Regions from separate parts of the Mus musculus genome. Here region 2 is linked to region 1. A link is a loop called in an ENCODE intact Hi-C map of the cell type or tissue named here. Cell type or tissue: heart. All regions are shown on one strand.

Evidence for each region. Hi-C counts contacts between places; a loop is a spot of excess contacts. Peaks named below come from ENCODE experiments on the same cell type or tissue, not always from the same donor. Only the 100,000 strongest peaks of a DNase experiment are listed, where the experiment ranks them.
Region 2: a loop joins it to region 1, with 1.8 times the contacts of the local background. A loop is called at or near these places in 2 of 42 quality-filtered maps.

What each region holds. Positions count from the first base shown.
Region 1 is chr5:34,546,353-34,548,852 of GRCm38, forward strand. It overlaps a transcript of Sh3bp2 not described here. Among named protein-coding and RNA genes, the nearest start is that of Sh3bp2, 2.0 kb to the right of the region's middle. In heart, a CTCF peak has its summit at 1,256 (motif pointing right); no DNase peak of the experiment used is centred here.
Region 2 is chr5:34,606,251-34,608,750 of GRCm38, forward strand. The region is part of intron 4 of Add1 (adducin 1 (alpha)); the gene reads left to right. Among named protein-coding and RNA genes, the nearest start is that of Mfsd10, 30 kb to the right of the region's middle. In heart, a CTCF peak has its summit at 1,243 (motif pointing left); no DNase peak of the experiment used is centred here.

The DNA of each region.
Region 1 (2,500 bases):
AGGGGACTGGGCTCTTCCATGCCTCCTCTGCTGATAGGGACTTCCTAATTGGAAGATGAGGGCCAAGTGGGGTTTGAACTTATGTCTCCATACTATCCCTCAAAACTCTCATCCACGGTGGCTCAGCCCACCAAGGTTGCTGTTCCTACAGAGAAGGGAACTGGGCATCCCTGCTCCATGAACTGTCAGTTCCCTGACAGTTGAGTTGAATTGTGCTATTAGGTCCCTGGGTCCGGGGTGGTGCTGTGGGTACTGAGGTGGCTAGTCTGGTTAGTGGGCGGCTAAGAGTCTTCATTCTGTTCACAGGCGAGCCAGGAGTTCTTTAGTTTCTCTCCAGCTTTCCCAGGCACAGGTGGCGCTGGACTCTGTAGGCTGAGCTAAAACTCTCCAGGAAAAGCATGGTAGTAACCGCCTCCCACCCCCCAGGTGGCACATCCTCTTTCTGCTCCTAGCTTAGATTGGTATTGGGTTCCTGAGCAGGGTCACCTGGTGTCAGGCAGGGCTTATCTGGAGAGGGGTTGTGATTCCGGTTCTGAAGTGCGAACGTTCCTAGGAGAGATGAAGTAGAGTATCACTTGGCTCTCATGACATCCTCTCCAGCAAGGTGTTCAATGGCCGCCCACAAGCTTTCATTCTGCCCACAGGAAGGTGGTAGCTAGGCTGTCTCCTGCTGGCCACTGAGTTGAAACAAGATGGGGCTGAAACCGCTTAACTCTTGCACCCAACCCCACCCAAACATGCAGCCAGGGGGAGGTAGGCACATCTTTCCTTGCAGCAGCTCCAGACATCAGAGCAGGGCTCTGTTTCAGCTCCCTTCCACAATCCTCAGACCAACTACCCACCAGAAGCAACTGTCTAGTTTACTCTGGGCACTCTGGCTTCCCACTCTGGGCAGGGCCTGCAGGCTAAGTAAGTTTGGGGGATAGTGATAACCTACTATGGCCAGTGTCAGGTGGAAGGAAGGCTGGGTCACTAGCCCCAGGCTGGGGACATAGGACCAGCTACTATTCATGGGTACTCAGAAGAGGGAATGCTGAACCTCATTTGTTCCCAGACTTGTTGCTAGCACATCCTTCTACCTTGCAAAACCCACTTATTAGTCCTGATAATTTATAACTTCCTTGGAATTTTTGCTACATAAAGCCATGTAATCATTGCTTAGGTTTTGTTTTTGTTTGTTTGTTTTTCTTATCTGGACACTTGATTTACTTGTGTCTGCACAGCAAATGTATGTAGTGCTTGTAGAGGCCAGAAGAGGGCATCAAGTCCCCTGGAGCTGGAGCTGCAGACAGATGTGAGATTCCTTGTGGGTGCTGGATCCTCTGTAAAAGCAGTCAGGCTCCTAACCACTGACTGCCTGTCCAGCCTGACATTCAATTTCTTTTTATTATATACTTTCCTTGGCCACACTTTCCATACAATGTTGAAAAGAAGCAATGGGATCCTTGCCTTGTTCCTGCCTTTCAGGAAACTGAAAATGTTCGGCCTTTTACTTCCGGCTGTAATAGCTGTAGGCTTTTCTTAGATGGCCTTTGTTAGGTTTAGAGAGTTCCCTTCTGCTGTTTTTCTTCCTTCCTTCCTTCCTTCCTTCCTTCCTTTCTCTCTTTCTTCCCTTCTTTTTTCTTTTTAGATTTATTTATTATTGTATTTTTTTATGTGCTGTTAGATTCAGTTTGCTAGCATCTTGTGGAGAATGTTTATGCTGTGCCCAGAAGGGGATTTGGGGCTGGGGATATGGCTCAGTTGGTAGACTCCTGTCTAGTTTCAGTCCTCAACACTGCTTAAGCCAGATGTGGTCATCCTCAAACTTAGGATATGGAAGCAGGGAAATCAGAAGTTCAAGGCCAGCCCGAGCTATTCTGTCATAAAAAAGATACACAAACAGAAATCCTCAGAGACTTATTGGTCTGTAGCTTTCGTGTCTGTGACAGCTTCATCTGGGTTTGGGTATTGAGGTGATGCTGGCCTCATTGGATTTGCTCTGCGAGTTTGTATATGACTAGTGCTCTTGGAATCTAATATTTAATGGCTAAATTACTTTACTTGCAGCAGCAGGCAGTGGAAACAACCTGGACTAAGGTGAATTCTTGTGGGCTTGGGTGAGCAGAGTCTGTGCACAGCAGAGCAAAGCACATCTAAAAGGTCGAAAGTAGAGGTAGGGCTGGATTAGGAAGTGCTAGAGTGTTGCCAGGTGTGATAGTGTACAGCAGCAATACCAGTACTTGGGAGGCTGAGGCAGGAGGATGCCAAGGTAGAGCCAAGCCAGGGCTACAGAGTGAGACCCTCTTTAATGCCCCCCCCCCGGCAGGATTGTGTCCATGGCATTTAGAATAATGATGTGATGGGAATGGTGTGTTGGCTGGAAGGTGAGGAAGGGAAATTGGGGGAGGCAGGGAGAGGTGTGGCCTGCTCAGAAGCAGTAGAGACGGGGATCTGTAATGCAGGGTGGCTGGAAGAAGGAGGCAGCTTAGTGTTCTGGGTAAGATGTTCCTCCAGAAAC
Region 2 (2,500 bases), 60 kb after region 1:
GTTTTTTGTTTTTTTTTTTTTGTTTTTGTTTTTTTGTTTTTTTAAGACAGGGTTTCTCTGTATAGCCCTGGCTGTCCTGGAACTCACTTTGTAGACCAGGCTGGCCTCGAACTCAGAAATCCCCCTGCCTCTGCCTCCCAAGTGCTGGGATTAAAGGCGTGCGCCATCACTGCCCGGCCTCCTTCTAGGCTCTTAAGGCACTGACAACTTGCTTTCTCTTTCCTTTTTCTCTGAATTTCCTTTCCTTTGACTTTAAAGCTTGTTTTAATTTCTTGTTGGTTCCTCCCTCCAACCCTGGATTTTAAGAACCTTACTTTTTGTTTGTCTTTGTTTTTTGGTACTGTGTGTAGCCCTGGCTGTCCTGGAACTCACTTTGTAGACCACGCTGGCCTAGAACTCAGAGCGCTGTCTCCTTCTGCCTCCTGAGTGCTGTGATTAAAGGCGTGTGCCACCATGTAAATATTAGAATAAATATAAAAGCCAGAGCTTCACTATTTTAAAACATTTATTTGTGTGTGTGTGTGTCTGTCTGTCTGTCTTCCTGTGTATGTGCAGATGCTCAACAAGGCCAGAGGATTGTGTTGGATCCCTTGAAACTAGAGTGTTAGGGCGTTGTAAGCGGCTCTGTGGGTGTAGGTACTGAACTTGGATCTCCTTGGAAGAGAAAACAGCACTCTTAGCCGCTGAGCATCTCTCCAGCCTCCACTTTTACTACTTTTCGAGGCTGGTTTTAACTCAGTATGTGACCCAGACTGACTCCAACTTGACAATACTGAATTTTTAAAATTATCATCATAATAGCTGCTTATTGCAATGAGTATACCTTCTGTAGGTGTTACAGAGGTCTAAAGAAAAATTCATAATCATGCCAGTACTGCTATTTTTTTGGGTAGCAAATGTTATCAGTGCTTAGACTGCTTAAGCCTTTTCTTCATATACTCGTGTGGAGGTTTCCACGTGTGAACTTGTAAGGAGTGCTTAGTTCAGCTCCCTCCTGGGCCCAGAGGAATGTGAAATCTGAAGTTGTGGTCTAGTGCTTTCCTGTTAGCAGTGTGGCGTAATCCTTACTGCAGTTGCCAGGTTGCCTCCTCTCTGTCTGCTCACTCCATTGCTGTTAGAATGCAGTCTTGTGTTTCCAGGTAGCAGTGGCACCCATCTGTTCAGTCGATGGCATAGTTGTCACAGGAGTACCAGCTCTATAAGCAGAGCTGCTTGGTACTCCCTCTTGTGGGCCTGGGACCAGGAGCAGTGTCTGGCGCTGTGTTAGTTATGCCCTGAACTATTCAATGGTGACCAGCCCTGGCTGAACCGAAATTACTTTAGGAGAATTGTGAAAAAGAACTCAGTAGAAACCTTTGGTAGCTGAACAGTAGTAGGTCCAGTTAGTTTTGGTCATTTTCCACTGACTGTGTGCTGGCCTTTCCAGCTAACTGGACTGGACAGAAAGCTCAGATGGAGATTTGATGCTGACTGATTCTAGGCAGATGGTAAGCTGTGATAGGAAATGTGGCGCCCGGTGCTAACTGTAGCTGATTTGTGTGTTTTTAAGATGCTGTGTATAACTCACCCTGTTGTGAATACTATTTTAGTAACTTTGACTTAAGCTTATAAACCTCTCCCTGTGATTTGTTTGGCATTGACAGAATTAAAATGCCAGTTAAATGTTTACTGTTCTGCCTATAAGTGATTTGCTTGGTTATTAATACAGAGTTTAAAAATTCAAGTTACCAAAAAGATCTTATTTTATGAACTGAAATCAGGGAGTCTTTGAAGAAGAATCCATCCTTCCCTTTTGGCTTTTTAAAGTATTTTTAGAGTATTTTGGTTTTGTTGTTAAGATTTATGACATCTATATTAGATACCATCACACCATCCAGATATTATTATGTAGATACTTAACAGGAAAGAAATATTAACAGAATCAGTGCAAAAACAAGTGCTGAGAGTCCTTTTGTCCTTACTCGGGAAGAGGGTCAGGGATTTTCTGCTCAGGGATTTTATAGTGCTGACAGGTGTTAGAGGCTTGGAGAGGATACATGGACTTAGATCTTTAAAGTGGCATCAGATTTAGAGAAGCCTCGGAGAAGGGAAAGGACAAGCCAGGTGGCCCAGCTGGGATGTTGGCCTGAGGATCCTCTCCTGGTGATTCTTAGCTGGTGCACAGGCCTTTCTGTCCCGTGTTAAGTCTCAGCACCTGTACAACGTCACAGGGGATTGGCTCAGCTCCAGTCTAGATTCCATGGAATGCTAAGCCCTGAGGTGATAGTCTGGCCAGTGCATTGGATGTGGGGGATATAGTATCCATCTCTGTAGCAGGCAGCCCACCCCTTCCTCCTGAGTGCTGGGGTGGGCTTGGGTTTTAGGAGTGGCTGAGGGTCTGAGGCTGTCCAACCTCATTACAGAGGAGGGGTGGTAGACAAGGGCACTGACAGAGACCACCACTGAAGAAATCTGCTCTGAAATCCTTCTTTCATTTAATGTCTGAATTCTGTGTGTAATA